Linked DNA regions of Homo sapiens: region 2 is linked to region 1. Evidence: chromatin loops called from intact Hi-C (ENCODE). Cell type or tissue: heart right ventricle. All regions are shown on one strand. Each heading gives the region's core, and the rest is flanking DNA. Links, peaks and the distances in the headings are about the cores only. Region 1 overlaps ACVR1B (activin A receptor type 1B). Region 2 holds the start of ACVRL1 (activin A receptor like type 1).

Evidence for each region. A loop is a pair of places that touch in the nucleus more often than their neighbours do. Peaks named below come from ENCODE experiments on the same cell type or tissue, not always from the same donor. Only the 100,000 strongest peaks of a DNase experiment are listed, where the experiment ranks them.
Region 2: a loop joins it to region 1, with 2.7 times the contacts of the local background. A loop is called at or near these places in 82 of 110 quality-filtered maps.

What each region holds. Positions count from the first base shown.
Region 1 is chr12:51,975,297-51,986,410 of GRCh38, forward strand. ACVR1B (activin A receptor type 1B) reads left to right here. Exons shown (of 9, transcript NM_004302.5): 2 at 1-208; 3 at 1,031-1,279; 4 at 5,673-5,903; 5 at 8,703-8,870; 6 at 9,896-10,052. Among named protein-coding and RNA genes, the nearest start is that of TAMALIN, 26 kb to the right of the region's middle. RefSeq lists enhancers at 5,375-5,424, 5,435-5,484. In heart right ventricle, for the core only: CTCF peaks have their summits at 5,243 (motif pointing left) and 5,450; a DNase peak (open chromatin) is centred at 5,215.
Region 2 is chr12:51,898,952-51,910,065 of GRCh38, forward strand. ACVRL1 (activin A receptor like type 1) reads left to right here and starts at 8,553. Exons shown (of 10, transcript NM_000020.3): 1 at 8,553-8,744. It also overlaps the pseudogene LOC102724178. RefSeq lists an enhancer at 8,714-9,222. In heart right ventricle, for the core only: no CTCF peak of the experiment used is centred there; DNase peaks (open chromatin) are centred at 6,393 and 6,930; H3K4me3 peaks cover 3,086 bases; H3K27ac peaks cover 5,098 bases; H3K27me3 peaks cover 1,737 bases.

The DNA of each region.
Region 1 (11,114 bases), core at 1,624-9,623:
GCCAACTACACGTGTGAGACAGATGGGGCCTGCATGGTTTCCATTTTCAATCTGGATGGGATGGAGCACCATGTGCGCACCTGCATCCCCAAAGTGGAGCTGGTCCCTGCCGGGAAGCCCTTCTACTGCCTGAGCTCGGAGGACCTGCGCAACACCCACTGCTGCTACACTGACTACTGCAACAGGATCGACTTGAGGGTGCCCAGTGGTGAGTGCATGCCCTTGTTGGGCTAGTGGCTCAGCTTGGAGATAGGGTACCCCGTCATTTCATTTTTTTCTACTCTTGCCCACTCACTTGGTTTGACGATAAAGATGCCTTTTGGATGTTCCCGAAGGTGACAAAGGCTGGGGTTTCTCAGCAGTTGCTTTTGTAGATTAGAGGGTGAGGAAGCAGATTTTCAAGTTAGTCCCAGAGGTGCCCGCAGTGTTTAGAGTAGTGGCTTAGCAGCCATAGGCAGCGGTGAGGAGTGGAAGAACCAGGCAGGGATTCCCACGGGAGGATGTGGGACTGATCCAGAAAGAGATGGCCCCAGAGCCGAGCAAAGGTGACTCCTCAAGGGAGGATGATGGTTAGATGTGAGGAGGGACCAGAATAGGAAAAGGCCAGTGACCAAAGCCGAGAAACACCACATACCATCCTTTTGCAAGCCTACCATTCAGGAGGCATTACTGTGGAGCCCACAGGAAAAGGAGAGAAACTAAAGCAGAGCTTAGAGGAGCTGTGGGAAGTTAAAGGGCAGAAACAGGCATCTGTGTAGGGGCCTGAGGCGGGGATAGTACCACGAAATGCGTGAGGTGACAAAGTGGGTTGTGGGTTTGACTGTGGAAAGAGGTGCCTTAACTAAAGAAGTTGGGCATTTGAGAGCATCTAGGCAGCAAGACTAGCCCAGAAGATTAGAGAGATCAAGGGAGCCTGAACACATCGACAGGGAAAGGGGTCTTTTTCACTCTTCACTTTGAGGGGGGTGTTTTTACTCTTTCCCTTGTTTTTACTTCTCATTCTTTCCCTCTCCTCTCTCACTTGACTCAGGTCACCTCAAGGAGCCTGAGCACCCGTCCATGTGGGGCCCGGTGGAGCTGGTAGGCATCATCGCCGGCCCGGTGTTCCTCCTGTTCCTCATCATCATCATTGTTTTCCTTGTCATTAACTATCATCAGCGTGTCTATCACAACCGCCAGAGACTGGACATGGAAGATCCCTCATGTGAGATGTGTCTCTCCAAAGACAAGACGCTCCAGGATCTTGTCTACGATCTCTCCACCTCAGGGTCTGGCTCAGGTACCAAGTTCTTCAGGGCATCATGTCTGTGGTTGGCTTTCATCAGTTTCCCAGCAGGATAGAGTGCTTGTAGAGAAGGCTGGAGGCCCTGCATTTGTTTCTACCAGCATTGAGTCATTTGGTTTCCTAGTTCCCCTTCTTTTGGAGTCTGACGTGTAATAAGATAAGATAATGGGTTCACAGAAAATCTCTCATTCCGTGGGATTCCCAAGGTCTAGTACACAATTATCCACTACAGAAGTCCTGCCTCTCTAAGCTTTGCAACTGTACGTACATCTATTAAAATTCAGCTGGTCCCACCTGAGCAGTGGAGTGCTCAATTTCAGGGCCCCTTTTGAGAAACAGGAGTGTGCCAGATTCCTGTGAGGTGGTGACAGCTAATCATTGATCTCTGAGCAACCACAAGGGGAGTTTAAGGACATCCAGTAAAGCTTAGAGTTGGGATTTGGTGAATCATTGACTTGTACCAGTTGCCCAAGGGTTTTTGGTGGGGGTGAAAATAAAGGCAGTGTGGGCCTCCAGCATAGCATCAGCACTATTTCCTGTACTGCCTTTTGTTGACCAAGTCTTTCTCAGATGAGGGAAATGAACCAAACACTGGACCTTGGCATAAGACGAGAATTTAAGATAAAGGAGCTCGGGGTTGTTTAGGTCTCAGGGTATAGCTCAGCTAGCTATTAAATGTGAACATGAATGCAAAAGAATTTTTTTACTTACTTATTTATGTATTTATTTATTTAGAAACAGAGTCTTGCTCTGTTTCCCAGGCAGGAGTGCAGTGGCGCAATTTCCGCTCTCTGAAACCTCCACCTGCCTGGTTCAAGTGATTCTCCTGCCTCAGCCTCCTGAGTAGCTGGGATTACAGGAATGCGCCACCACAGCGACTAATTTTTGTATTTTTAGTAGAGACAAGGTTTCGCCACATCAGTCAGGCTGGTCTTGTGTTCTTGACCTCAAGTGATCCGCCTGCCTCGTAAAGAATTTTTTTAATGAAGATAAACCATTATTTTTGTGACAATGGTATTGCATTCCTTTTTTTTTTTTTTTTTTTTTGTTTTAAGATATGGTCTCGCTCTGTTGTTGCCCAGGCTGCAGTGCCATTGTGCAATCACAGCTGACTGCAGCCTTAACCTCCTGGGCTCAAGAGATCCTCCACCTTAGTCTCCTGAGTAGCTGAGATGTCAGGCATGTGCCACCAAGCCTGGCAATTTTTTTTTTTTTTTTTTTTTTTGTGGAAGGTTTCACTTTGTTGCCCAGGCTGGTCTCAAATTCTTGGCTTCAAGTCCATTCTTAAAAAAGAAAAAAAACATCCACAAAGATCACTGTTGCCATTCTAGCTAAAACGCAGAGGATCTTATTTGTGAGAACTTTGCGTGTTTTTATGTATGTTTCCTTGACGTGGGACAAGACTGTTGTTCTGTGGGGAAATTATGCCATCAGTCATGCCCAGACATTCTGCTTGACACGGGAGTACTTTGAGCTGTGACATCTCCTGAATTTCAGTGGCTTTGCTTTTATTAAGCTCTGCAGTAGAGAGCACCAAAATGATGGATATATTTAAAAGCTGCATATTTTTAGAAACAGCAAAAATCTAGGGCTTGTTCCTTGTTGAAAGAGGTAGGGCAGTGGTTAGAACCTCCTGGCTGACTGTGGGAATTGATTTGCTGCTAGAGGAGGGTAGATTGGGTTTTCCAAAGTCTTTTTAAGACCCAGACCAGCTGAAACAAGGGAAGGGCCATGGTAGTTGTTTAGTCGTCTGTGGTAAAATGGTTAATAACTATTTCCCTCTGAGTGGTTTAGTATATTCTTCATTCAGAATATGCAGAGCTTCCAAGGTGTTAGGTTTCTAATAATGTGGTTTTTAAAGTAGTAAGTCCATGCTGCTCATATGACTTTCAATTCATTTAAATAAGTATATACTGAATACCTTCTGGGTGATATGGTTTTAAACAGATTAGAAAGAGCCTGACCCGGCCAGGCGCGGTGGCTCACGCCTGTAATCCCAGCACTTTGGGAGGCTGAGGTGGGTGGATCATGAGGTCAGAGGAGATCCAGACCATCCTGGCTAACATGGTGAAACCCTGTCTCTACTAAAAATACAAAAAATTAGCCGGGCGTGGTGGCGGCGCCTGTAGTCCCAGGTACTCAAGAGGCTGAGGCAGGAGAATGGTGTGAACCTGGGAGGCGGAGCTTGCAGTGAGCCGAGATCACGCCACTGCACTCCAGCCTGGGCAACAGAGCGAGACTCCGTCTCAAAAAAAAAAAAAAAAAAAAGGCTGACCCAGGATTGGATCAGAGAGACAGGAATTGTTGGGAAGAGTCTCACAGAGGAGGGCACATTTAAAGGAGTCTTGAGGCCGGGCAGATCACATGAGGTCAAAAGTTTGAGACCAGCCTGACTAACATGGTGAAACCTCGTCTCTACTAAATACAAAAAATTAGCCGGGTGTAGTGGCACACGCCTATAATTCCAGCTACTTGGGAAGCTGAGGCAGGAGAATTGCTTGAACCCGGGAGGCAGAGGTTGCAGTGAGCCCAGATCATGCCATTGCACTCCAGCCTGGGCAGCAAGAGCAAAGCTCCGTCTCAAAAAAAAAAAAAAAAAAAAGGCCAGGCACGGTGGCTCACACCTGTAATCCCAGCACTTTGGGAGGCCGAGGCGGGTAGATCACCTCAGGTCAGGAGTTCGAGACCAGCCTGACCAACATGATGAAACCCCCATCTCTACTAAAAATACAAAAATTATCTGGGTGTGGTGGCGGGCACCTGTAATCCCAGCTACTCAGAAGGCTGAGGCAGGAGAATCACATGAACCTAGGAGGTGGAGGTTGCAGTGAGCCGAAATCATACCATTGCATTCCAGCCTGGGTGACAGAGCGAGACACCATCTCAAAAAAAAAAAAAAAAAGGAGTCTTGAAGAATGAGTTGGAATTTTTAAGAGAGGCGAGAGGGCAAAGAACATTCCAGGCCAATGAAAATACCTTGAGTAAAAAGACAAAGGCATGAAGGTCCACTGTATGTTTAAAGAACTTTTATGATGAGGAGACCAGCATGATGTGCTTGTGCTGGGGAAGCAGGGGGACGTCAGGCTGCCCCAGGTGTACAGGATCTTGAGGGCTGACCTTTATCTTCTAGGTAAGGGGCTTCTACTGAAAGTTTCCATGTGGGAAATGAATGTTCATTTTTTCCTTTGGAAGGAATTCTGGCAGTGGTGTGGAGGATGAATTCATTCACTACCAGCCTTCTGTTGGGAAGGGTGGGGTGAGGCGGGGTGTGTGTGGGTGCACAGGGCAAGAGCAGGCTGAGATGGGAGGCAAAAGACCTGTTGGAAGTCTTTTAGAGAAGGTCCAAAAGTAGGACAGGCGGACGGAGATGGAGAGGCGGGGGCTAATTTGAGAAACATTTTGGTGGTTCTATACTGTTGTCATTAAAAGCATAGATTATAGAGTCAGACAGTCCTAGATTTTAAGCCCTGCTTTGCCACTTACTGCTTGTATGAATTTGAATATTACATAACCTCCTCTTTGAGCCTTAGTTTTCTTGTTTATAAAATGGGGATGATAACAGCGCCTTACCTTCCAGGTGGTTTGGGGAAGTGAGATAATTTATGTAAAGCCCTTAGCATGGAGCCTAATACATAGTAAGCATGCAGTAAATGGTAGTTCCCATCTACCAGACCTAGGGATTAATAATGTATTAATTATTTGATTGGGGGTGGGAGTAAGACAGTTAAGAGTCACTTGTGATGGTAAGGGTGATTGGATATATAGAGATACATTGAATGAGTCAAATGAAGCAATGTTGAGTTTTATAAAGACAGTAAAGTTAATCTTAGACTAAACATAGATGGTCCTCCATTCTACATCTGGAGTTCGCTTGTGAGCAGAGCATTGCTCTCTTTGGAGATGGGAACCCATGGGCCGCACAGCACTGCCCTCTAGTGGCTAATAAGCAGAACAGCCAGAAGGTGGCCCCCAGCACATGAGCCCACACTTTCATGTTCTCTGCCCTCTTTCCTTCCTCCACCAAAATAAAGCAGATGTGGGTGGATCGGCCCACAGGTGGCTGGCTGAAGAGTTGGTAAATCTGGTCAAACATTTACATTCAAATCTATCATCCGTGCTTACTGAGAGGAGAAATTGCCTAGATAAGGAGTAGCTAATCATACACGTTTCCTGTTTGTGTTCACTCTTTCCCCATCTCTCCGCCTGGCTCAGCCCTCTGGTAGATTACCTAGAAATGTGTATGGGCAGCAGCAGCTCTCCATGGTTAATGGACAGCGTAGGATGAAGACACCATGTTAAGGGTGTTTCCGTTGTGCCAATTAGTGTGGGAGTTGGAAAATTTGTCAAATTTGCAATGTCAGGTTTCTTCCTATTCTTTGGTTCACAGGGTTACCCCTCTTTGTCCAGCGCACAGTGGCCCGAACCATCGTTTTACAAGAGATTATTGGCAAGGGTCGGTTTGGGGAAGTATGGCGGGGCCGCTGGAGGGGTGGTGATGTGGCTGTGAAAATATTCTCTTCTCGTGAAGAACGGTCTTGGTTCAGGGAAGCAGAGATATACCAGACGGTCATGCTGCGCCATGAAAACATCCTTGGATTTATTGCTGCTGACAATAAAGGTAAGGGCTGGGCTTGGATACAGCATTCCCAGATAGAGGATGCTAGAGAAAGTGCATAGCTATGGGGTGCACAGCTCTGTTTGCCTTCATCATTGTAACCCGTAGAAAGAAAACTTGAGTAAGGTCAAGGTTTCCATGCTTTCCTTAAAGTGTGGAGCCTTTTATTCCATGAAAAGGTTATACAAAAATCCAGGTTATCAAGCAAATAAACAAGCAGTTCTTACTCAGATAAACAAGATACACCCCCTCACCCTACCTGCTCAATTTCTCTTTCTCCACTCCCCCAAACCCACCTCCATTGTAGTTCCTGCAGGGGGTCCCGTAAGCTTATTTTGAAAATCACTAGGATGGGCTGGGCGCGGTGGCTCACGCATGTAATGCCAGCACTTTGGGAGGCCGAGGCAGGCAGATCACTTGAGGTCAGGAGTTTGTGACCAGCCTGGCCAACATGGCAAAACCCCATCTCTACTAAAAATACAAAAATGAGCTGGCCACGGTGACACCTACCTGTAATCCCAGCTATTCAGGAGGCTGAGGCAGGAGAATTGCTTGAACCCAGGAGGCGGAGGTTGCAGTGAGCTGGAGGTTGCAGTGAGCTGAGGTCGCGCCACTGCACTCCAGCCTGGGCGACAGAGCGAGACTCCGTCTCAAAAAAAAAAAAAGAAAAAAAAAATCCCTAGGATGAGGAATTGCGGCCTCAACCCTGGCAAGGAGGATAACGACAGAAAAGCCTGTAGTCCACGAAGTGTCGCCTTCGGACTCTGCTCTTGGTCAGTCCTGTCCCTGAGGATTCTTTCCTTCTTCCTCTCCCTTTTATTGCTTTAGTTTTTGAATCTCTTATGTGCCAGGCACCTCCCTATGTTTGAGGACCTCATTGACTAGCAAAGGATGACGAGTAAGGGTGATTAGAGGAGGTAAACACGAGTTGTTCTGTTGAGCACAAATTGGGGCTGACTCGCACCTGAGCCCAGTTGAGACAAAGGTGGCAAGAACTGGTCAGGAAGAAAAATCTTCCTTGCAGGGAAGAGCACTGCAGACATGTGCAAAGGTGAGGTTTGGGGCCCAGCAAGTAACTTGGATGGCTGTGGGTGGAGAGGGAGGCAGAGGCCAGATTATGAGGGGCCTTTTTGAGAGGATTGTATTCCATTCTGAAGATAGTGGGTAGTAATTAAAATTTCATTCATTAATTCTATAACATTTATTGACTGCTGTGGGCCAGACCTCTGCTGGCTGCTTGGACCATCACACATAAGAGCAAGACACAGTCCCTCCCCTCACAGAGCTCCCAGGAAGAAGGGGACAGACACGTGGACAGGTAGTGGCACCCGGAGCACAGAGAGGATGCTGTGAGTGGCTGGTTCACATTGTGGAAGGGTCTCTCTAGCAGTTGTGACATGACTTGCTCCTGTGGCATGGTGCAATTTAGAAGTTAGTGTCTACAAAGCCTACAGAAGATGCTATTTGTTTTTCATTCCTGAAACAACAGCAGACTGCTCATTCCTCACATTGCCATGGGAAGTTGTAATGGTCTCTGCTGCCCCCAAGCTGAGGAGCCTTAGACTCCAATACAAGGGAGGAAGGGGAAGAGCAAGATTTTTATTCCCACTGAGTAAGCTATTCCTTTTTAAAACTATCACCTTTTGATAAAATTTAAATCTTATATGTTTTAAAAGGATCAAATCATGTCTTCTCTTTGAACTTGTTAGCAGGGTCCTCAGGACTTTGGGGCTGGTTAGAGTGCGAGAAGCAGTGTGTTGGGTGGGCCCCTTGTTTGTGATAAGAGAAGCCAAGATGTGTGTGTTTCCAGGATCCATCCCTTTATTGATTCTGGCAGCTTGTGTGAGTAGGGATCTGGCTTTCAAAACCCACCTTAAGGCCAGGGAAGGGAAACAATCAGACTCCCTCGTTCTTGCCTTTTTAACATGGGGTATATATAGTATGGTGCCCTGGAATCAGCGCCAGCCTGGAATTTTGGAGATTTCAACTCAATTTCCAGTCTTCCAATTGACAACGGCATGGCTTAATTCGATTCCTGGCTTTGGTGTTTCTTTTTCTCCCTCCTCCTGCTCTCCTCCTTCCTGCTGTCCCTAGTGTAAAAGAGAAAATAAAGTGTATGCACTCTACCTTCCATTGCTCCTCTGAAGGATGAGATGCCTTTCTGGGAATACTTGGAAGTGGTCTATTCATGCACTGAAAAGCATTTTTTGGCCTGGAATCCAATAATCCATAAAGGAGATCTTTCCTACTCACAGAGATATCATAGCCTGGTAAGAACAACAGACTGAAAAGAAACATTACAGATGAGACAGGTGCTGTGTTTGGGCTGTGTTCAGAGGGTCGCTGGGACACAGGAGGCCCTCCAAGGCTTTCCTGTTTGGTGGTGGTAGATCCAGCTCATTGTGGTTCTCCCGTGCAGATGAGCAAGTCTTGGTCAGGATCAAAGCAGTGCTGCACACAAAGCTGGTGATAGCTGTTACCTTCCCCAGGCATATGCCTCCTCTTTCCTGAGTACCTCACATTTCAAATTTGACATAATGTTCAGAATCCTACAGTTCACCTAAAGGAAATCAGGAGCAGTCCTAAGAAAGAAATGGTGTTCCCCTGTCCTTACTGAGGTCCCAAACTGGTAGACCACTATAAATGAAAGGATGCTAGATGGGGCTTCAGGGGGCATGGAGGTGGGAAATGTGAATTCAGGAGTCTAACCTGATTTTGTGTTGTATACACTCATCCTTACCAACCTTCACTGTTTTGCTGATAGTTACACTTTTTCTGGGACTCATCTGTGGTTCTCTGCAGATAATGGCACCTGGACACAGCTGTGGCTTGTTTCTGACTATCATGAGCACGGGTCCCTGTTTGATTATCTGAACCGGTACACAGTGACAATTGAGGGGATGATTAAGCTGGCCTTGTCTGCTGCTAGTGGGCTGGCACACCTGCACATGGAGATCGTGGGCACCCAAGGTGAGTGGACTAGCGCAGGAGCGGCGAAGTGGTGTAGGCATGAAAGGTCCGCAGTGTCCTGATTTAGTTCCTAGAATTCCTTTTTACTGAGGAAGTTGGGGCTGGACCTCAGGAACTCTAGTTTAATTTAAAGGAAAGGAGGTTTGAGCTTCACTTAAGTGAGGTATCTACAGGGTGTTCCCTTCACCTCTGTCTTGATAGAACTCCCTCAGGAACCCTATAATATCAATATTCAGCTACTTGTCAATCAGTGGCTTGACATAGTCATTTGTTACGAAGGAGTAATCATCTTAGAATCCCACAATAGACATGAGAAAAAATGGAACTAAAAAGATAAACCAGTGTACTGGGAACATCAGTTTAGTGATTTCCATGTTCATTGATGGGGACAGCTGGCTTAAAGGCCACTTGGTGGATTAGATTCTGGGCCTTACTAATCTGGGAAGGTTTTCCTGGAGGAAGAAGACCTGAAGCTCTGCTACTTGTTGATTATCATGTCGGCTCTTTGGGAGATCCTGGATCTTGTCACAATGGCAGGTGTGATCCCTGATGCCTGGTTGACCAGGGCCACAATGGAAAATCACCCGTGAAAGTTGGATCCTATTCCTATAGCCTGTGCGGTGCCAGTTCTCATCATCGGGCCTGTTTCCTTCTGAGAACTAGGCATTGCAGCAACTTCCCTTCAGTCCCTCAGCACTTCTGTACCTGAGCATATTTGCTCAGGGAAGGCGAGTAGTAGTAGTAAATATTAATACAAATATTAGCTAAATACACATGTCCTTCTATGGTCGTAACTTAGCTACATGAATGCATTTAATCCTCACAACAGTCCCATGAAATAAGTAGTCATTCTGATTTTATGGATGAGAAGACTGAGGTACAGAGGGCTAAAGTCACTTTTCCAGGGTCACTGGATTAGCAGGAGGCAAAGCCAGGACTCAAACCTATACAGTCTGGCTGCATAGTCTATGCTTTTAACATTTATATCATCTCTTTGTAAAGATCCCTGTTTTTTTCTCTGCCAGGGAAGCCTGGAATTGCTCATCGAGACTTAAAGTCAAAGAACATTCTGGTGAAGAAAAATGGCATGTGTGCCATAGCAGACCTGGGCCTGGCTGTCCGTCATGATGCAGTCACTGACACCATTGACATTGCCCCGAATCAGAGGGTGGGGACCAAACGGTAGGAGGGCCTGGGACTCTGCCCTTGCTAAGCAGCTTCTACTGAGTATCCCATCTGTGCCGTTTCCCATATGCGCAGGAGAAGGAGGTGTTGAAAAAGGAGGCGAGGACCTTGCTCTCAGCCCACTGAAAGTTGAATTGAACATGCACTCCCCACAATGGAAAGTTGCATCACTGCATCTAACAGATACAAGTGCTGAGAGCACAGCTCCATAAACTGTATGCACATTGGTGTTGGTGGTATTAAGGTCGGAGGGTAGAGAAGGACAATCTAGAGCAGGATTTAGAAGGATAGCAGGCAACAGGTGTGGCTCGGGAAAGAGGGAAAACACTGTCATCTCCTGTGCAGAGAGCTGTGAAGGAGGCAGGGAGCATGTGCTTAGGGACTGGAGACCAGATTTGCCAAACTATAGCAAAGGTAACCCAGGATAGAGATTTGGGGCACCCTTCAAGATTATGGGCCTGCTTCCCACTTCATGCAGAAGTGAGGTAAGAAGTAAGGAGCTGTGATTGCAAATTGACTTCATGAGTTGGAAATGGGACTGCCTTTTAATAGAGTGGAAGAGGTGGAAATCTGCTGAATCTAAATGAATTTAATTAAGATTATCCCCTGATTTATTGTGGGGGCTGGGGTGGCTGGAATCATAGTAATTACTCATAATTACTACTCAGAGTCATTAAGGGTGCCGCTGACCACCTCTAGAATTAATTTTGACATATCTATAGTCAGGTAAGATAACAAAAGCAGTTCGGAATGAAACTTAAGCTCAACCCATCACTGTGACTACATTCAATAAAGTGAAGGACCCTGGTGTCAACCAAATATTAGGTACTGTTACTGCCCCTGTGACCCACATTACAAGTACTTCTGCCAAGAAGTCAAAACATGCTTCAAATAAACAAATCTTTACTCTCTCTTTGTTTTTTTGATATGGAGTTTCGCTCTTGTTGCCCAAGCTGGAGTGCAATGGCACAGTCATGGCTCACTGCAGCCTCCGCCTCCCGGGTTCAAGTGATTCTCCTGCCTCAGCCTCCCGAGTAGCTGGGATTACAGGCGCCTGCC
Region 2 (11,114 bases), core at 2,130-10,129, 76 kb before region 1:
AGGCCAATTTGGAGGGTGACAGTTACAGCCTATGGGAAGCCTGCAGGGAGGGGCAATGCACAGCTCACTGCACTGCCAGGCAGGCAGCGCTAAAACAGCTTCTCCACAGAGACCAGGCTTCAGGCCCACCCACCTCCATGCCATCATGTGGACACCGTCCAACCTTAAGACTCTGCTGCCCTGACGTGGCATCCCTTCCTCAAGAGGTTCCATCCTGAGAAGAGTCATCCTGAGGGCGGGGGGTGGGCGGGGAGTGGACGAGACCATCTGGAGGAGATCTGGAAGAGCTGGAGAGGAAGAGGAAGATGACTTGGCGGCTCAAAGTCTGGGAATCTACCAGCCTCTTCCTGAGTCTCGGGGCAGAACTCTGGCTACCCCGCATCCTCCCCAAACCTAGGCACCAGCCAAACTGTCTTTTTTACCTGAGTTCTAGTGACCAGTTCTGGGACCGGGTAGTATTCCCGAATCTTAGAGCCAAAAGAGAGCATATAAGGCAGGCAAGGACCTTCAGGATTGTCTGGTCGAAACCTCTCAGTGTACAGAGGAGGAAACTGAGGCCCAGATAAATGATTCGGGCCTGGAACCCAGGCCCCACGTCCCACAGTTTATGCTCTTTCAGGACACCATCATGCTTTCTGCCCTGAGCTAAAGAAGACCTAGAGAAGTCATTTCTTCTCCCTTTTCCTCCAGGCAAAACCCAGACTCCATTTGCCCACAAAACTGGTCACTCTCCTATGTGTTGAAGAGATGGATAAATGGAATTTGCAGACATCTGTCCCACTTCTCCCCTAATGGAGACCCACAGTTCTTCCTCCTTGGGTACCCTGTTCTACTGTTTTCATGTTTCTTGTGTTTAAAAAATCCCTAGGTTGGCTAGGAGCAGTGGCTCACGCCTGTAATCCCAGCACTTTGGGAGGCCGAGGTGGGAGGATCACTTGAGGTCAGGAGTTCGAGACCAACTCCTGACCATGGCCAACATGGTGAAACCCCGTCTCTACTAAAAACACACAAAAAATTAGCCGGGCCGTGGTGGCTCATGCCTGTAATCCCAGCTACTTAGGAGGCTGAGGCAGGAAAATTGCTTGAACTTGGGAGGCGGAGGTTGCATTGAGCTGTGATAGTGCCACTGCACTCCAGCCTCCAGCCTGGGCAACAGAGCAAGACTCTGTCTCAAAAAACAAAAAACAAACAAAACAAACAAAGAAACAAAAAATCCCTAGGTTGTCTCATATAATTCTCCCACCCTGCAATTTCAATGGAGCAAAGCCCATCTCATGCCCTGCTAGTTTTCCTCCCTTGCTGTTTCTCCTTACCCTCCCTGGTGCAGAACCAGCTGTATAATTTGTGAGGCCCATTGCTGAATGAAAATGCTGAGCCCTTTGTTCAAACATCATTAAGAATATTAAGAGGCGGCTCAGCACGCAGGCGCAGGGCCAGGCGCCTCCCGCGGCCAGGGGCGGGCAGCCGCAGAGCAGCACGCTGGGCCTTGGCTCCGGTAGCAGCAAGTTCGAACCCCGCTCCTGCTCCGCTTCGGTTCTCGCTCCTCGGCCCTTGGGCCTCCAAACACCATTTCCTGGCAGTTCGTTGCGCATTGCGCTCTCCCCGCCACCAGGATGCCAGTGACCAAGAAGGATCTGGCGGAGGACGCGCCGTGGAAGAAGATCCAGCAGAAGACGTTCACAAGCTGGTGCCACGAGCACCTCAAGTGCGTGAACAAACGGCATTGGCGCTGACCTGAGCGACGGGCTGCCGCCCATTGCGCTGCTCGAGGTGCTCAGCCAGAAGCACATGTACCTCAAGTACCATCAGCGGCCCACCTTTCGCCAGATGCAGCTCAAGAACGTGTCCGTGGCGCTCGAGTTCCTGGACCGTGACAGCATCAAGCTCGTGTCCATCGATAGCAAAGCCACTGTGGATGGGAACCTGAAGCTCATCTTGGGTCTGGTGTGGACGCTGATCCTCCGCTACTCCATCTCCACGCCCGTGTGTGAGGATGAAGGGGATGATGATGCCAAGAAGCAGATGCGGAAGCAGAGGCTGCTGGGGTGGATTCAGAACAAGGTCCCCTACTTGCCCATCACCAACTTTAGCCAGAACTGGCAAGACAGCAAAGCCCTGAGAGCCCTGGTAGACAGCTGTGCTCCAGGTCTGTGCCCAGACTGGGAATCCTGGCACCCACAGAAACCTGTGGATAACGCAGGAGAAGCCATGCAGCAGGCAGATGATGGCTGGGTGTCCCACAGGTCACCACTCCTGAAGAAACCATTCACCCGGATGTGGACGAACACTCAGTTATGACTTACCTATCCCAGTTCCCCAAAGCCAAGCTCAAGCCAGGGGCGCCTCTCAAACCCAAACTCAACCCGAAGAAAGCCAGGGCCTATGGCAGAGAATTGGAGCCAAAGAAGCCGACGACCTGAAAATGCCAGTGGGCACAAACATAGAAAGTGCCAACAAAAGCTGCCCTGTCCAGCCAGAAGACCAGGAAAGAGCAGCCCAGTGAGGCAGAAAACTTTTAAACAATCACTGCTCTGCTCCAGCTCCACACCACAGAAAAAACTGTGCAGTCCCGCACTTACACCCGCAAAGGTGAAAGGGGAGCCTAGACTTTGACCACAGTCTAGCAATAAGGAAGCCACTCCCCGGGAAGGTGTCAGTAGAGGCCGTGGAGGAGCAGTAATGAGGCACTCCTACTCCCTCCAGCGGAACTCCCACCCCCACATGCCAGTAATGAGCATCAGTGGAGGTTGAATGGAGAACCTAGACTTCCTCCCCCACTGTTAGTAACGAGATGTGTACCCTCTCCTCCCCTGCCAGAATGGTATCATAAAACGCCAGCTACAACAGAACATTTACAGAAGACTCAGAGTTTCATTACATGATACCTCAAATATCCAGTTTCAAAAAAAAAAAAATCACTTGTCATACCAAGAACCAGAAAGATCTCAAACTGAATGAAAAACACAGTTGATGCCAACGCGGAGATGATAGAGATGTTAGAATCGTATGACAAAAATTTTAAAGTGGCCGTTAAAAAAAGGCTTCAGTAGCCGGGCATGGTGGCTCATGCTTGTGATCCCAGCACTTTGGGAGGTTGAGGCGAGTGGATCGCCTGAGGTCAGGAGTTTGAGGCCAGCCTGGCCGACATGATGAAACCCCATCTCTAGTAAAAAATGCAAAAAATTAGCCGGGCGTAGCTGGGTGCCTGTAATCCTGGCTGCTTGGGAGGCTGAGGCAGAAGAATTGCTTGAACCCAGGAGGCGGAGGTTGCAGTGGGCCAAGGTCAGGCCATTGCACTCCAGCCTGGGCAGGAAGAGTGAGACTCCATCTCAAAAAAAAAAAAAAAAAAAAAAAGGCTTCAGTAAGTAATTAAGAACAATCATGAAACAAATGAAAAAAATCAAAAATCTCAACAAAGAAATAGAATGTCCCAGCAAAATAATAATAAAAATTTAGGAGATACAAAGAACCAAATGGACATTTTAGAACTGGAAATTGCAGTAACTGAAATAAAAACTCATTGGATGAGCGCAATAACAGGGTGGAAGGACAGAGAAAATAATCCTTGAACTGGACAAAAACTGGTTGTTTTGTTTTGAGATGCAGTTTTGCTCTTGTCGCCCAGGCTGGAGTGCAATGGCGTGATCTCGGCTCACCGCGGCCTCTGCCTCTTGGATTGGGGTGATTCTCCTGCCTCAGCCTCCCTAGTAGCTGGGCTTGCCGGTGCCCGCCACCACGCCCGGCTATTTTTTGTGTTTTTGGTAGAGATGGGGTTTCACCCTGTTGGCCTGGCTGGTCTCAGGCTCCTGACCTTAGGTGATCTGCCCACCTCAGCCTCCCAAAGTGCTGGGATTACAGGCATGAGCCACCGCGCCCGGCTTCTATAAGTTTTTTTCTATGTTTAAAACTTTTAATTTCATTTTTGTACTTAATTTTTTTTTTTTATTAAACACACACATTAGCCTAGGCTTACACAGGGTCAGGATCATCATTATCACTGTCTTCCACCTCCACATCCTGTCCCACTGGTAGGTCTTCAGGGGCAGTAATGTGTGGAACTGCTGTCTCCTGTAATAACAATGCCTTCTGGAATACTTCCTGAAGGACTTGCTTGAGGCTGCTTTAAAGTTAACTTTTTTAAAAAATAGAAGATGCACACTCTAAAATATAATAATAAAAAGTATAGGATATTAAATACATAAACCAGTAGCATTGTCATTTATCATCAAGTATTGTTTATTGAACATAGCTGTACATGCTGTATACGTTTCTATGGCTAGCAGCGCAGTGGGTTTGTTTATACCAGCATCAGCACAAACACATGAGTAATGCGATGCGTTACTACGACGTCAGTAGGCAACAGGAATTTTTTGGCTCCATTTATAATCTTATGCGACCATCATTGTATGTGTGGAATATTTTTGACTGAAACTTCATTATGCAGCAAATTACTATATTAGCAAATAAAATTGAGCTATATATAATGAAGAAGTACACATTATAACCAAGTGGGTTTATTCCAGGGATGTAAGGCCTGGTTCACTATTAGAAAATCAGTCAACATAGGCTGGGCACGGTGGCTCACGCCTCTAATCCCAGCACTTTGGGAGGCCGAGGCGGGTGGATCACCTGAGGTCGGGAGTTCAAGACCAGACTGACCAACATGGAGAAACCCCTTCTCTACTAAAAATACAAAATTAGCCAGGTGTGGTGACAGGCACCTGTAATCCTAGCTACTAGGGAGGCTGAGGCAGGAGAATCGCTTGAACCCAGGAGGCAGATATTGCAGTGAGCCGAGATCACGCCATTGTACTCCAGCCTGGGCAACAAGAGCAAAACTCTGTTTCAAAAAAAAAAAAAAAGAAAAAGAAAGAAGAGAAAATCAGTCAACATAATCTACCGTATTAACAGACTAACAAAGAGAAATTACACAATTCGTATCAGTGGATGCAGAAAAGGCATTTGACAAAATTCAATAGCCATCCATGATAAGAATACACACACACACACAAAAGAGGAATGGGGGAACTTTCTCAATCTGATATAGAGTGGCTACTACAAGAAACTTACGGCTAACATTATGATTAATAGATTGAGTGTGTTCTCCTAAGAGAAACAAGGCAAGGATGGCTGTTCTGTTTTGACCACTCTTATTCAACATAATGCTAGAAGTTTTAGCTAGTGCAGTCAGGTAAGAAAAGGAAATAAAAGATATGCATATTGGAAGGTAAGAAATAATACTGTCTCTATTTGCAGATGCAGATGACTGTCGATGTAGAAAATCCCAAAGAATCCATGAGGGGTAGAAAACCCAAATACCTCACCCCCTTGAATAAGTGAGTTCAGCAAGGTCACAGTATACAAGATCAATATGTAAAAATCGATTATATTTCTATATAATTTAATGAACAAATGGACACAAAAATTAAAAATAGCATATCCTGTTTATAATTGCTTTTAAAAAGTATAAGTGTAACAAAACACATAAAGGAGTTAAATGCTGAAAACTACAAGAACACTGATAAATAAAAGAGACCTAAATAAATGGAAAAAAAATATATCATTAAGAATTTTAAGATGGCAATGACAGCGCATTAAACCAAGCATGGGGCCCTGTGCATCTGCACAGGTCACACTCCCATGAAGCCAGCCCCGCACTAGTATCAAGAGTGATGTTTGAGTCTGGGTGGGGTGGCTTATGCCTGTAATCTCAGCACTTTGGGAGGCTGAGTGGGTGGATCAGCTGAGGTCAGGAGTTCGAGACCAGCCTGTACAACATGGTGAAACCCCGTCTCTACTAAAAATACAAACATTAGCCAGGCGTGGAGGCACGCATCTGTAATCCCAGCTACTTGGGAGACTGAGACAGGAGAATCACTTGAACCTGGGAGGCAGACCTGAGATCACGCAACTGCACTCCAGCCTGGGCGACACTGTGAGACTCCATCTCAAAAAAAAAAGAATGATGCTTGAACTTAATACTCATAGCTGGTCCTGAAAGGTGAAGGTGTCCATTGCCCTGCCTTCCTGACAGACTCCATGTCACCCACCTTCCACAGATGAGAATCTGCTTGAGGTTTCACCCCACACAGAATCTCCAGGCCTCTGCTTCCTGCAGTGTTGGGAAATCCTTCTGAGTATCTAAATCTAAATCTTTGTCCTTTGGGCCTGTTTCCTCTTGTTCTGTCCTCACTGAATATGGGGAACAGCTGGTCCCTCTGAGTAATTAATTCTTGTAGACTTGGACACAGTCTGTAATTCCTTTTCCCTTTTCTCATTGGGATGACTCTCCAGGGCTTTCTCCAACTCTGGATCTCCAACTCTGACACCTCCCCCAGGTTCTCTGTGTGCTTTGGAAGGCATGGGGTTCACAAGAGCCCCAAAGAGCACCAGTCAGGGGCCAGAGGGCTCAGTGCTCTGGGGAGATGGGGAAGATTCCAGCACTGATGAACAGACTCCAGCCCCCCCTGGGTCCTCTCTTCCAGCTCCCAAAATGTACTCTATTTTTATCTGTTTCACGAACGCTGGTCCAGATAGTCTTCCATCCCCCACTGACTGTTAGAAGTGACTCTCAGCTTTTGTCCATCTCGAAGTTTCTGTGCTCAGTGTGCCTCTCAGACTAAAGGCTTCCTTTGGGAAGCCCCGACTCTCGCTTCTCAGGACAGAGATCCAGGGGTTGGGGGAGGAAAAGGTTGACCAGAAGCCATAGCGGAGCAGGGAGAGAGAGTGTGAAAGACAGACCCGCGGCCAGGCTCCCAGTTCTCCAGCTCGTAGAGGGCCCAAGTGGCCGCTATAATCTGAAAGAGCAGATATCGTAATCCCATAGTACTTCCTATTGGCTGCAGGACACAGTTCTGTCCTGACACTGAAATTTGGGTGTGTCAGGGTTCTGGGAATTCACAACGCTCACAACTTGTGAAGCAGCTGTGGGGTGGGGGATGGGGAGGGTTTCAGCAGAGGAAGTGAGGTCAGTCAATAATTGATGCCTGTCTGAGCTTTTAGCCATTATCTCCCCCAGCCTCTATTCCTGTCAAAAGGTGGGGCGGGGCAGGAGGAGGGGTCCCTGGCTCATCTTGTAGAATCCCCATATTAGAGTAAGACACCTTAGAGGTCTACTCCTGCTTCTAATACCCACGTCTTTCCAAGTGTCTCTGAGGCCACCCCCTCCCCAGCCTTTTCATTTATTCATTTAATTAACGAACGCCTTCATTGAGGGCCTCCTCTGAGTCAGGCTCAGCCAGCCAGCATCTTTGCTATGAGCTGAGATAAGCATCATTTCCGTCTATTCTCACAACCACCCTATGAGGCTGGCACGGTTTACTATGCCTATTTAGCAGATGGGGGACTGAAGCATGGAGAGGTGTCACTAGCCTACGGTAACACAACCAGCCTGCATTCCTAGTAGGTAGTTTGACTTCAGAGTCTCTGTGGATAACCAGGAGGCTAGGACTAAGACCAGAGTCCTGCAGGTACTTAGATGGTTGGAGCAAAGCAGGGCAGTGAGGTCAGTGCTCCCAGCCTGTGCAGGAGCATCAGGAAGAGTCTGTGTCCCCCTCCCCTGCCGGTATGAAGCCATTCTGCTTCCCTCCCCAGCTGCCTTGTGTCAGCAGAGTTCCAGGGAGGCTCCATTCCCCACCTCTATCTAAAGCTCCATTTGCTGGGGTGGGGGCCCTGCCTGGAAGGGGAAGGTCCAAGGCTGCTCCCAGCGTGTCCCTCCATCCTGACTGTCCCTGGCGGGGCGGGGGTGTCTTTGTCACCCAGCTGCACAACGGCCAGGAAGGGCTCAAACCATCCTCAGGGCTAACCCAAGGCCGTCCTCTGGGCCTGTATACCCCTGTGCTGAGTGCGGATCGGGAGAGGCTGCTGAAGACAGGAGGGGACAAATGGGGGACGAAGGGGCCCGAGGGAGGGGACTGAAGGATTTGGGCCAAGTCGGGAGTTCCCGAGGGCGGAGTCAAAACGCATCTGGATTTTGCTAGCCCCAAACTCTGCCCTCATTGCTGCAAGCCTCCTAGACCGAGGACCCCCGGGCTGAGGGTGGGGTAAGGATAGGTAGTGTCCCTCCCCGTCCCACCCCCGCCTGTCCCTTCCTCGGTGGCCCCTTCCCGGCGCCCCGATTCCAGGCGGCCCCTCCGCTGCTGCCAGCCGATCCCCCTCTACCCCCACCCACTACTCCGGCCGCCAGACGTTGCCTACAGTCTCGGCTCTGTCTCCCACGGCTGTGGGTCCGGACCCCACGGGACCCCTATGGGACCCCCACAGGACCCCCACGGCCTGAGTCCAAGGCCCGCCCCCTCGGGGAGGCGGATGTGGGAGGCCCGGCCCGGGTGCGGGCCAGCGACCCGGGAGCTGCGGGCGGCTGGGAGGGGAGGCCGCCCTGAGGGGCTGGGAGCGGCGCGGGGGTGGGTCCCGGTCCTGCAGCCCCAGCGAGGGGCGAGCGGCGGCCAGTCGGCGAGCTGGGCAATAAGGAAACGGTTTATTAGGAGGGAGTGGTGGAGCTGGGCCAGGCAGGAAGACGCTGGAATAAGAAACATTTTTGCTCCAGCCCCCATCCCAGTCCCGGGAGGCTGCCGCGCCAGCTGCGCCGAGCGAGCCCCTCCCCGGCTCCAGCCCGGTCCGGGGCCGCGCCCGGACCCCAGCCCGCCGTCCAGCGCTGGCGGTGCAACTGCGGCCGCGCGGTGGAGGGGAGGTGGCCCCGGTCCGCCGAAGGCTAGCGCCCCGCCACCCGCAGAGCGGGCCCAGAGGTGAGTCGAGGTCCGCGGACGGGACCGGGTGGCGGGCGGCCTGACCCCCGCTTCAGTGGGCCCTTCCTTCGGGCGGACCCCAGAGTCACCGCAGAGTGGTCGCGGGAGGCTCAGTCCCAGCTCATTAGAAAGGCAAGCTGCTCCTGGCTGACCACGCACAGCTCCCATGACCCTACCTGAGACTTGGAGGGGAATGGACGAGACTGGACTGGAAATCAGAAACTTGGTTCTAGTCGGGTGACCTGGGGTCAGTGACTTCACTTCTCTGTTCTCCTACCCTCTTCATAAAATGGGCAGTGGGATTCCTGTCTTGCTCTACTCACATAGAAGGGATCACACGTCCTCCAGGCCGCTGGGTGGACCTGGAGTGAATGCCTACTTCCACAGCTGTTGAGCCTCCCAGCAGAGCTCACCTTTCCCAGATCAGTCCTTCCAGCTGTTGCTTGAGGAATCTGACACTATCACTCCAACCTAGGAGTCTCACCCTAGGCGCGCATGGTCAGTCACCTCCTTGCCACGACCTTCCTTCAGGATCCAGGCCAAAGGGGATCCCAGTCTCCCCCCAGGCTGGGACCCCAGATTTTTCCATGGAGGCCAGTGCTGTGAAACCCATGGCTGGGCTGGCTGCCCCAGCTCCTCTTTCCTTCTCCAAGGACAGGGGCATAATGGACAGTTGCTCTCACTCTCTCTATGTATGGCCAGCTTCTGGCTGAGTCAGGGTCTGTCCTAATACCTGTCCTCTCACCTGTCCCCCCATTTCATTGGTTTGTTAGAAATAGCTACCATTGATTGAGTACTAACTATGTAGACACTTAGATATATATATTTTTTCTCATGTAATCCTGGCCGCAACCTAGTGGAAGAGGGGTTACTATCCCCTTCCTACAGAAAAGGAAACAGACATGAATATGGGACTTGTCCAAAACTCCTTGGATGGTGGGGTGAATGGCATGGTTGGGGTCTTGATAACATTTCAGTGCTTACTGTGTACTACTTATACTCTGCTAAATAATTGTACTACATTTTACCTATGAGATAACACTATTATTATTCCCACTTTACATATGATGGGAAGCCTAAGCCTCAGAAAGTTTAAGTAACGTCTCAAATTTCATACCTCTAAGTGGCAAAGGCAGGATTTGAACCCAGGTCTCCATGCTCCAGAGCCCACACCCTAACCTCTGTGCTACACTGTGCTGCCTCCATGGTCTGCCTGAGACCTGAAAATCCAGGCATCACCTGGATGTTCCACTGCATCACCCCGCTGTGAAGGGCTAATAAATCACATGGATGAATCGTAAGGGCAACCCAATATGAACAGCTGGGTCTGCTCCTCTGCTGTTGGGGTAAGGCCTACTGAAGTGCAGAGTGAGTCCAGAAGGTTGTGCTTGATATGGCGCTTCTCCAGCCCTGTGAAGATCACTGCTGTGCTGAGCCACTGCCGTTGATGGGAGTAGGTTTTATCAATCCTTCAGGTGTGCTAGGGAGAAAAACATTGATAAGCACCTTTCGGGCATACCACTACTCTGGCTCTCCCCACCTGAGGCTCAGACTTTGACTAAGCCTATGGCAAACAGATGATTTCTGGGCAGCAACACCACCTTTGTTGCCTGGGTCAACATAGTGAGACCCTATCTCTACTAAAAATAAAACTGGGCATGGTGCTGCACCCCTGTAGTCCCTTGGGACTTGGGAGGCTGAGGTGGGAGGATCACTTGAGCCCAGGAGTTCAAGGCTACAGTGAGCTATGATTGCACCACTGCACTCCAGCCTGGGCGACTGAGCAAGACCCTGTCTCAAAAAAAATTAAAAACAAACAAAAACGCTGTCTTCATTTAAACAAATCTGAGTAGGGCACCCGTTAATAACAACAGTAGTGGGCAATTTGTACACGTCCACCGAGACCCATGTCTTTTTCTTCCTTTGAGGGACTCATCTAACCCCAAACAACTGGAGGAATAACAATGACCAAGGAATGATTTATTATCAGCAATTTAAGTTTATTAAGACACGCTCAGTGACTATGGACAAGAAACTGAACATCTCTGAGCCTCACTTTCCCCCGTTGGACTGTTGTGATGATTAAATCAGATAAACCATTCAAGTTCAGTACTTAGCACATAATTAGTACTCAGAGAAGGTTAACTGTTATTATTAAGTATTTCATAGTGTTTAGCTAACGTTTGAAATTAGTTTAACGTCTGTAATTTCTGGCCAACAATAGTGATGCTTCTGTCAGCAGGAGATCTTTCACAAAGTTTTGCTTAGAAGTGAAAGGATCCTGCCAGGCCCCAGGAGTCTGTCTGTGCTACAGTCAGATTTCAGGGTAAATCGTACAGAGTCAGCTCTGAGTTTGGACTGGTCGGGACT